Regions from separate parts of the Homo sapiens genome. Here regions 1 and 2 are each linked to region 3. The links are chromatin contacts, found by Hi-C or POLR2A ChIA-PET in ENCODE. All regions are on one chromosome and are shown on one strand. Each heading gives the region's core, a stretch centred on a gene start or an enhancer-like site at or near the end of the contact. The rest is flanking DNA. Distances are from core to core; before and after follow the strand shown.

Evidence for each region. A loop is a pair of places that touch in the nucleus more often than their neighbours do. ChIA-PET counts read pairs that join two places held with the same protein, here RNA polymerase II (POLR2A). Pooled maps may share reads with other maps.
Region 1: a loop to region 3 is called in a pooled map, with 2.8 times the contacts of the local background. The contact joins the enhancer-like site here to the promoter of OAZ2 in region 3. A Hi-C loop is called at or near these places in 2 of 50 pooled maps. POLR2A ChIA-PET finds 5 or more read pairs at or near these places in 2 of 52 experiments (GM12878 and activated CD4-positive, alpha-beta T cell).
Region 2: a pooled map shows a loop between it and region 3 (2.0-fold over the local background). The contact joins the enhancer-like site here to the promoter of OAZ2 in region 3. A Hi-C loop is called at or near these places in 2 of 50 pooled maps. POLR2A ChIA-PET finds 5 or more read pairs at or near these places in 3 of 52 experiments (GM10248, H1 and WTC11).

What each region holds. Positions count from the first base shown.
Region 1 is chr15:64,534,789-64,538,084 of GRCh38, forward strand. All of the region lies in intron 2 of ZNF609 (zinc finger protein 609), which reads left to right. Among named protein-coding and RNA genes, the nearest start is that of ZNF609, 76 kb to the left of the region's middle. Within about 2 kb of position 1,588, at least 5 of the 41 ENCODE cell types and tissues checked have a DNase peak (open chromatin) inside an H3K27ac peak, as active enhancers do.
Region 2 is chr15:64,864,594-64,868,069 of GRCh38, forward strand. It overlaps PLEKHO2 (pleckstrin homology domain containing O2), which reads left to right. Exons shown (of 6, transcript NM_025201.5): 6 at 306-3,409. The coding sequence ends at 1,295. Among named protein-coding and RNA genes, the nearest start is that of PLEKHO2, 24 kb to the left of the region's middle. RefSeq lists enhancers at 782-831, 2,285-2,964. Within about 2 kb of position 1,441, at least 4 of the 41 ENCODE cell types and tissues checked have a DNase peak (open chromatin) inside an H3K27ac peak, as active enhancers do.
Region 3 is chr15:64,701,665-64,705,230 of GRCh38, forward strand. OAZ2 (ornithine decarboxylase antizyme 2) reads right to left here and starts at 1,617. Exons shown (of 5, transcript NM_002537.3): 1 at 1,365-1,617. The coding sequence starts at 1,384. It overlaps LOC124903507 (a long non-coding RNA gene), which reads left to right and starts at 2,879. Exons shown (of 3, transcript XR_007064679.1): 1 at 2,879-2,968. RefSeq lists silencers at 1,203-1,422, 1,433-1,752.

The sequences.
Region 1 (3,296 bases), core at 338-2,837, 170 kb before region 3:
TTGGGAGGCCAAGGTGGGTGGATGACTTGAGGTCATGAGATTGAGACCAGTCTGCCCAACGTGGTGAAACCCTATCTCCACTAAAAATACAAAAATTAGACGGGCATGGTGGCATGAGCCTGTAATCCCAGCTACTCAGGAGGCTAAGTCAGGAGAATTGCTTGAACCTGGGAGGCAGAGGTTGCAGTGAGCCGAGATCATGCCATTGTACTCTGCACTTCAGCTTGGGCGACAGAGTGAAACTCCGTCTCCAAAAAAAAAAAACTGTTATTTATATAAATATGTAAAGTGAAACAGGGTCTCTGTCACCCAGGCTTGAGTGCAGTGATGTGATCATAGTTTACAGTAACCTTGAACTCCTAGCCTCAAACTATCCTCCTGCCTCAACCTCCCAAGTAGCTAGGCGCATGCCACCACCCCTGATTAATTTTTAAAATTTTTTGTAGATATGAGGTCTTGCTATGTTGCCCGGGCTGGTCTGGAACTCCTGGCCTCAAATGATTATCCTGCCTCTACCTCTCATAGCACTGGGATTACAGTCATGAGCCTGGACAAAAATGTTATATAAATTGAATCGTACCATATGTAACCTTCTGGGATTGGCTTTTTCAATCAGCATAATTTTCTGGAGATTCATCCAGGTTGTTGCGTGTATCAATAGTTCATTCCTTTTTGTTGCTGAACGGTAGTATTCCATGGTATAGATATACCACAGTTTGTTTTACCATATACGTGTTGGAGGTGAGCTGGGCTGTTTCTAGTTTGGGACTATTATGAAAAAAAATGGCTATGCACATTTATATACAGTTTTTTGTGTGTGTGTGAACATAAGTTTTCATTTCTCTGGGACAAGTGCCCAAGAGTGCAGTTGCTGGGTCATATGGTAATTGTGTTTAGTTTTTTAAGAAACTGGTTTTCAGAGTGACTATACCATTTTACATTACCACCAGCAAATGTGTGAGAAATCTAGTTTCTTTGCATCCTTGCCAATATTTACTGTTATCTCTATTTTTTATTTTAGCTATCCTGGCAGGTATGTAATGGTACCTCAATGTGGTTTTAATTTGCATTTCTCTAATGATAACAGTGTTCAAGTTATTTTCGTGTGCTTGTTTATCACCTGTGTATTCTCTTCAGTGAATCATCTGGATGTCTTTTGCCCACTTTCTTTTTTTTTCATTTTTATTATTTTCATTAATTTTTTTCTTTGGCCACTGGAATAAAGACTCACCATTTTCTAACTGAGTGATGTTTTTTAAATATATATTTTTTAGAGACAGGGTCTCACTCTGTGGCACAGAGTGCCATTGTAGCTTTGAACTCCTCAGCTCAAGCTGTCCTCCCGCCTCAGCCTCATGAGTAGCTAGTACTACAGGCACATGCCACTACACCTGGCTAATTTTTTTATTTGTTTGTGGAGACAGGGTCTTACTATGTTGCTGAGGCTGGTGTTTAACTCCTGGACTGCAGTGACCCTCTCATCTCAGCCTCCCAAAGTGTTGGGATTACAGGCATGCGCCCCTGTGCCCAGCCTATGGCATGATTTTAGAAGTGGTTTATGACTGTATAGCCTCTTCCTGTTCTTGCTTGTTTTCTGAGCCTGATTCTCCAGACTTCCTGGGAATTCAGTGAGTCACCCACTACTAACCTTTCATCTTTTGCTTGAATCAACTAGGGTTCGTTTCTGTATGCAACTAGGGACCTTGAGTTATATAGTTTCTGAATTTTGAGAGTAAAAACCACAATACATATTAAAGAAGTGCACCATCTAACCAGGGAGATGGGACTTAATGAAATACTAGAACTGGCCGGGCTCAGTGGCACATGTCTGTAATCCCAGCACTTTGGGAGGCCGAGGCAGGAGGATCACTAGAGCTAAGGAGTTCGAGATCAGCCTGGGCAACCTAGCAAGACCTCGTCTCTACTAAAATTCCACCCCCCCCCCCAAAAAAAAAATTAGCTGGCAGGCAAGGTGGCATGCAGGCCTGTCCCATTTACTCAGTGCCAGCTACTCTGGGGGCTGAGGTGCAAGGACTGCTTGAGCCTGGAAGGTTGAGGCTGCAGTGAGCCGGAATTGTGCCACTGCACTCCAGCCTGGGCGACAGAGAGAGACCCTGTCTCAAAAAAGAAAAAAAAAAAAAAAAAAAAAAAAGGCCGGGCACGGTGGCTCACACCTGTAATCCCAGCACTTTGGGAGGCCATGGTGGGCGGATCACCTGAGGTCAGGAGTTTGAGACCAGCCTGGCCAACATGGCGAAACCCCGTCTCTACTAAAAATACAAAAATTAGCCAGGTGTGGTGGTGGGCAGTTGTAATCCCAGCTACTCGGGAGGCTGAGGCAGGAGAATCACTTGAACCTGGGAGGTGGAGATTACAGTGAGTCGAGATCGTGCCACTGCACTCCAGCCTGGGTAACAGAGTGAGACTCGCTGGGTGCGGTGGTTCACACCTGTAATCCCAGCACTTTGGGAGGCCGAAGCGGGTGGATCACCTGAGGTTGGGAGTTCGAGACCACCCTAACCAACATGGAGAAACCCCATCTCTACTAAAAATACATACAAAATTAGCCGGGTGTGGTGGCACATGCCTGTAATCCCAGCTACTCGGGAGGCTGAGCCAGGAGAATGGCTTGAACCCAGGAGGCGGAGCTTGCGGTGAGCCGGGGATCATGCCATTGCACTCCAGCCTGGGCAACAAGAGTGAAACTCTGTCTCAAAAAAAAAAAAAGAAAAAGAAAAAAAAGAGCAGAGTGAGACTCCATCAAAAAAAAGAAAAAAGAAAAAAAATACTAGAGCTGTATTACACAGAAATGTGATAGCTTATCTAACACAGACAAGTGATATAAATAAAGGGGAAATTAATGGCTGGAGCATGTGGAACAGGTTTATAGAAAAACTGGATGCAAAAATTTACATAGAAAGAAGAAGTGTTTATATACTGTGGCCCTTTGGCAGAACACAAACTGTAATATGATTGTTTTGCCCCCTTAGGGGCACTATCTTCTTCATTGAAAATGTATATCCTAGGGCTGGGCGCGGTGGCTCTCGCCTGTAATCCCAGCACTTTGCAAAGGAGGCTGAGGTGGGCGGATCACCTGAGGCCAGGAGTTGGAGACCAGCCTTACCAACATGGAGAAACCCCGTCTCTACTAAAAATACAAAAAAAAAATTAGCCAGGCATGGTGGCGCATGCCTGTAATCCCAGCTACTCGGGAGGCTGAGGTGGGAGAATTGCTTGAACCTGGGAGGCGGAAGTTGCGGTGAGCCGAGATCGCGCCATTGCACTCCAGCCTGGGC
Region 2 (3,476 bases), core at 191-2,690, 160 kb after region 3:
GTCCAGTCCAGGTCCAGTATCCCAGAAACCAGCCTGGGGCTCCAAGAGGACCCTGGCTGTGACTTTCCTGGCCTGTGATTCCAAAACAGGGAATTCTTTGGTGGTGAGGGAAAGGAGAGGAAGATTCATCAAGAAATCACTTTAGCTTCTAATTAAGTAGCCACAGAAGCCAGGACAGAGGGAGGCTGGGGAGCTGGGGGCCTGGACAACCTGGATGGGAGAGGGTAAGAACTCGTGTCAGTGGGCACACCTGACCCAATGGCTAGTCAGCCAAGATGACACCCATATACCATCCCCCCCACCAGGTGGCCAGTGCAGCTTCTGACGGTCTTCTGCGCCTGGATCTTGATGTTCCGGACAGTGGGCCACCAGTGTTTGCCCCCAGCAATCATGTCAGTGAAGCCCAACCTCGGGAGACACCCCGGCCCCTCATGCCTCCTACCAAGCCTTTCCTAGCACCTGAGACCACCAGCCCTGGTGACAGGGTGGAGACCCCTGTGGGGGAGAGAGCCCCAACCCCTGTCTCAGCAAGCTCTGAGGTCTCCCCTGAGAGCCAAGAGGACTCAGAGACCCCAGCAGAGGAGGACAGTGGCTCTGAGCAGCCTCCCAACAGCGTCCTGCCTGACAAACTGAAGGTGAGCTGGGAGAACCCCAGCCCCCAGGAGGCCCCTGCTGCAGAGAGTGCAGAACCGTCCCAGGCACCCTGTTCTGAGACTTCTGAGGCTGCCCCCAGGGAGGGTGGGAAGCCCCCTACACCCCCACCCAAGATCTTATCAGAGAAACTGAAAGCCTCCATGGGTGAGATGCAGGCTTCTGGGCCACCTGCTCCAGGCACAGTGCAGGTCTCAGTGAATGGCATGGATGACAGTCCTGAGCCTGCCAAGCCCTCTCAGGCTGAGGGCACCCCAGGAACTCCTCCAAAGGATGCAACAACATCCACAGCACTGCCCCCCTGGGACCTGCCACCTCAGTTCCATCCCCGCTGCTCCTCCCTTGGGGACTTGCTTGGGGAAGGCCCGCGGCATCCCTTGCAGCCCAGGGAACGGCTATATCGGGCCCAGCTGGAGGTGAAGGTGGCCTCGGAACAGACGGAGAAACTGTTGAACAAGGTGCTGGGCAGTGAGCCGGCCCCTGTTAGTGCCGAAACATTGCTCAGCCAGGCTGTGGAGCAGCTGAGGCAGGCCACCCAGGTCCTGCAGGAAATGAGAGATTTGGGAGAGCTGAGCCAGGAAGCACCTGGGCTAAGGGAGAAGCGGAAGGAGCTGGTGACCCTCTACAGGAGAAGTGCACCCTAGGGCCTTCTGGGCCAGAGGCACCATCCCTTCTGGCCATCCATCAAGTCCATCAAGGCCCAGCCCTGCTGAGAAATGTGCTTCTGCTTCTACAGCAATGGCTGCAGGAGGGCCATTGGGCATGTCAGGGTTTGGCCATGACCCGAAGAGACTCCTGGCGTCCTTCCTACTCTGCTCTGGCCAGTGGTGCCAGGTGCCACCCAGGGCTACTGCCTGGCTATCTGGCCTGGCCTCTGGGCTGGGGCTGGGGCTGGGAGCACACACGCTGGGACCTATGTGTTTGTGTGGTCGTTCCAAACTGCCCCAGGGCTTTGGGGGCGGCACTTGGGGTTTCTGGGAATGACATCATCTCTGTTCCCCATCCCCAGTAGTTTACATTCCTGACTTCTGAATACAGCACAGCTGAGCCCCCTGCAGCTCCCATCTCCAGCTATTCCTAGGCAAAGAGCCTCATGGCTAAGGCAGCCTCAAAGCCAGCCCCTCCTCCCACCTATTCTGAGTAGCTGCAGAGGCCTTGGGTCCAGGCTCTAGGTTCATCCCTCAGTTGGGGGGAACGTAGGACCCAGCTGGAGCCTCTTGAGGGAGATGAGAGGCCTCTTTGTGAGGAGGACATTAGCTGTGTGGCCTCTCTCTCTTTGGCCCTGTTTCCTTTTTTGCAAAACAAGGACATTTTCTGCAGCCCCTTCCTCTCAGTGAGCTATGATTGGAGGGCTTAGGTCTGGAGGATTCAAGAGTGGAAGAGGAATTTAAGGGGTCCCCTAGTCTAGTCTCTGCCCCTGGATAGTGTCCAGCCTTGTATATTTCTGAAGAGGTGGATCCCAGAGTGGCTCTGATGTCCACATTAGAAAAACTTACTTGTAATGATCATGTCAGCCTTCAGAAGAGAATCCCCACCAACTTCTGTGCCTCCTCAGATGGGGATTTATCTGGATCTCTGTGGTTCCTTCTCAGCCGAAACAGGTCCAGTATCCCAGTCATTTCTTCAAATGCTGATAGGGGTATGTTGGAATCCGAAGCCACTTCCCCGCCTTCAAGCCCCAGATGGGCTGCTCTCCTGTAACTTTCTAGGAGAAGAGACATTTTCTTCTTTCCCTTTCCTGGTCCATCCCTGCACCCTGGTCCTCTCCCAGCCTCTCCCCCACATTGTCCCTGACTCTAGGGGCACATCCAGTCTCCATCGTGCTGCAGCAGCTGGACTGAGGGCAGAGCCTGTAGGTGCAGAGGCCCTGGCTCCCGAGGTCCAGCCACTCTCCCTGGGGCCTCTGGGGTGAGAGCAGCTTCCGATAGGACCTGCCCAGATTTCTGCATGTGCACTTTTGTTTACTGAAAGAGAGAAAGGGGGGGGTCACAGCAACATGCCCTGGCCTTTCTGCTCTGTTCCCCAACCCCACTGAGGCCTGCTGCACAGGTCAATGCCTTCGTTATCGTTATTGTACTGTCACTTTGTTCTTGAGGTAGTAGTCAAGGATCAGGAGGGGCAGATGTCTTCTCTGGGCTGCGTGGGGCCGGAGCAGAGGTGAGCAGCAATGCACTGGTTCGGGAGCCCCCATCAGCCTCCTTGTGCAAACTGGGCCCCCATGCCACAGTCTGGCTTTCCCTCCATCTGCCCCAGGACAAGAGCAAGAAGGACATCAGTTGCCCAGTCATGTGATCCCCTGCCATCTTGCCTTAGGAACAGCCTTCCCCCACCAGCAGCCATGGCTGGCTGGGGCTTTAGCCAAGCCACCTACTGCCAGGAATTGGAGCCTCAGTTCCCTCCTGTGTCAAGTAGCTAACTGCAGCAGCTGGACTGAGGGCAGAGTCTGTGGGTGCAGAGACCCTGCATGTAGGTCACAGGTTGAGGCCCAGCCACTCTCCCTGGGGCCTGGTGGGTAGGCAAGTAGCTCTGGGGCCACCTCAAGTGACCAAATGCTATTAATTTCCATCCTTTAGCAGGCTGGGCCCTAGGCAGGAAGCTGGCTTCTGGGAGAGGAGTGAGAACGTGCAGGGCCTGCCTAGCTTGCGTGCTTGAGGAAGGTGGCATTCCGTGCTTGCCTCCTTGAGGAGGGTGGCATTCTGTGTCTTCTGCTTATGAAGCGCCTTTCTTAAAGTTTGGCAATAAATCCATTTTTATGGAACTTCAGTGCCTCAAGCCTGTTTGTTGTTGTGGGTGCCAGCTCCAGGGCTGCCCTTCTCCAAGACAGC
Region 3 (3,566 bases), core at 367-2,866:
AATCTGGGGACAAAAGGTCTGGTGTGGGGAACTAATGAGCTTCAGACACGGTTTGGACAGGACAGCAACAAGTTTGGGGAAAAAATGAGGAAGAGAATTAGGTCCAAATTGTAAATGAAAGCCATTCTGATGTATAAGGAGCAACTAGGATTAAAAATTCCGGGGAATTAGGAAATTGTGGAACAGTTTCAGAGAACAGAGGCAGAAATATGGGATATATTAAAATTTGAGGGAGAGATAGGTGAGAAGGGTTGTCTTGGAGAAAGAGAGGCATGTAGAGAAAGGAAAATTGAGGAACTATCTGCAGGGGGAAGGATATACCATGCAAGTTTGGAAAACCAGGGTGCTCGGTCTGAGAAAGATGTGCAGCCTTTCTCTAATTAATGGGGGAAGACTAGGGTCGGGTTTTGAGGGAGGAAATTGCAAAGATCTAGTGTCCAGAATATAGAGCTTGGTTTGAAGGCACTGGAGGTACAGGGGGAAGGTTCACTGGAAGCGAGATGGCTGGGTCCTGTGATCTAATGATCCAAAGACGGGATTCAGTTAAGAGGGGAAGGAGAAGGATGAGTTCCAGCTGAGAAAAGATGTTTAGAGGGTAAGAATGTTTCCAAGAGTGTTGGGGGTATACCATTGGGGCAACAGGATGGAGCACAAGAATCAAACCTGGTGTTTGATAAATAAAAGGAATGGCGCTGGGAGACTGGGAAAATGGGGCCTAACTGGGAGAGGGGTGTGGAGAGGGGAAGGTGGGGGAAAGATGAAGCTGAAGTATGGGACCAGGAGGAAGAGGCTGGACATCTGTGTAAGGACTGCTAGGCCTGAAGAGAATGGGGGGAGGGTGATGAGTGGGGGTAAACTGAGAACTGAAGGATGGAGGTTGACTTTGCGGGGGGCAGTGATATGAGAAGAGTCTGGGTGGGGGGTGCAGTTTTCATCAGGGAGGGAATTCAAAGGGAAGGGTGAAGTGACTTATAAGGGGAGTAAGAAAGATTTGAGGAAGACAGGAAACAATTTGGGGAATCTGGATGCCGGGGAAAGCCCAGTTTGGGGAATGGGGCACAATTCGGTGGGGCTGAAAGAAAAAAGGGGACTTGCTTGGAAGGTTGGGTTCCGGCTTTTGGGGGCTTTAGGGGAGGAGAAGGCCCGGATGAGGGGGATGGGCCCGGCTGAAGAGGGGGCTAAAGGACAGAAGAAGGCCCAGTTGCAGGGCTGAGGACCGGACTAGGGTGGCTGAAGTGGTGAACGGACCTGGCTGGGGGCGGATGGCCCCGCTGCGGGGGGCGGGGGCCGGCTAGGGGTACGTGAGAGGCCCTCTGGAGCAGATGAGGGAGGATGGGGGCGGGGAGCCTGGGCCGGGCCGTTACCTGTCCTGGGTGTTTATCATCCTCGGCGGCTCTGCTCAGGGTGGGAGGAGGCGGCGCAGGGAGTGGATAGATGGATGAGTGGGTGGGTGTGGGGTCACGCGCGCGGGGTCGATCTCTGCGGGCTAAGTCCCTGTCAGGCCGCGGGCCGAGCGCCTCCTTTTGCCTCAGCGAGCGCCTGCCTCCAACTGACCCTCCCCGGCCGCCACCGCCGCCGCCGCCGCCGCCGCCCCGCCCCCGAGTGCCTCATCTGCATAGCCCCACCCCAGCGCCGCGCGGTGTCCTGGGAAACTGGGGCCCACAACAAAGGGCAAAGCACCGCCCCGCCTCCGCGCAGGCGCACCACGGACCGATCGTGGGGGTAGGGCTAGGGGGTCCGAACGAAGGGCAGGCTGTGCAGGAGGCCATGACCAAGGCGGTGGGTCTGCCCGCAGCTGCGGCAGCGCGGCCCAGAAGATGCGTTGTGTTTCCGGTAGTTTTCTGTGAGGATTGACTCAACCTGGTCCTCATCCCTATTCCTTGTTGGCGTGGGGCCGAACAGGGCTGTGCCATTTGGGAGGATATTAAAACAAAATCAGAAATCTTAAGAGAACTACACACATATTAGCACCATTCCTAGTCTGAGTCCAGGCCCACAGATCTGTTATCTCAGCTCATAATGCAGATCAATAACCTCAGCTGTCAGGGTAGATCAACAATCTCAGCATCTCGCACACATCTCATGTCAATCGTCAAGGCTGCTCCAAGCACTGGCTTAGGTCATCTGAAGCCAGAACTCTGTAGATCATGAGCACAGTCACAACAAGACAGTCGTGGAAAGCGTCGTCACTAACTTGTTCACGGTCACTTCAGATCACAATCAGTGCAAGTTACTTCAATCGATCATGCAAGGTTACTAGTTCAGTCACCTCCATTCATTATCCCTACTGGTCCTTATGACAGATTAGTGCCTGAAGGCCACAGTCACCGGTGCGCAGACCCCTCAGATCACAGTCCTTGTAGGTTACAATCACAGACACTTCAACACAATCATCAAAAGCCCCGACTCTGTTCACAGTCAACCCAGATTGCAATCAAGAGAGGTCACATTATCTCAGATCACAGTGGGTCACTCTGTCACCTCAGATTACATCCATTCAGTTATTCAACAAATAATTATTTTATTTATTTACTTATTTTTGAGATGGAGTCTCTCTCTGTGGCCCAGGCTGGAGTGCAGTGGCACAATCTCAGCTCACTGCAACCTCCACCTCCCGGGTTCAAGCGATTCTCCTGCCTCAGCCTCCTGAGTAGCTGGGATTACAGACATGTACCACCATGCCCGGCTAATTTTTGTATTTTTAGTAGAGACGAGGTTTCACCATGTTGCCCAAGCTGGTCTTGAACTCCTGACTTCAGGTGATCCACCTGCCTCGGCCTCCAAAAGTACTGGGATTACAGGCATGAGCCACCGCACCCGGCCAACAAATAATTATTGAATAGCTACTTACTGTATGCTCCAGGCATGTGCTAGAGTCCAAGAATACGCCATAATCAACCAGGCAAGGTTCCTGCCTTGGATGTCACAATCCGGTCAAGGGGAGAGACACAGGTCATCACAATACCAGGTAAGTAAGTGCTCAATCTGAGGAATGCCACAGAGAAAGTAATTTAGGGAATTAGGGACAGCTTTGCAGAAAGAGTGATAACTCAGAGAAAGGGTGACACTCCAGATCGGCGGTCACTATGACTTTCAGTTCACAAACATCTCACATTGGAGTCATCTCAGGATATGGTTACTCTCCTTCACAAACAGCATGCTTTTGGGTTTTGGATGATGGGGATGGAGGCACAGAAGGAAGGCTGGAGCTACCAAGCTAAGGCTTTTTCAACACAAATTAAAGTGGTAAATGATACCGAAACTGCCCGGATTATCACTAGATATTCAGGCAAGGCTGGTCTCATACTCTGGTTCACTTTAAGATCCTCCACTTTGTCCCTCAGCTATCCCTACCTACTCCTCCAGGTTCAAGTCAGGTATGTTCTTACATTAGTACTTAGCAAAATTGGACATTTAAACCCAGCCCTGATCTACCCCATCGCATAGTCCCAGAGACCTGGGCAATCCTCCTGGACCCTCAGAGGGAGCTGGAATGTCTCACTTCTGCCAGCCCATTCCTGGCCAAGTAACCCTTTAACCTGAAGGACAGTTTTTGACCCATGAAT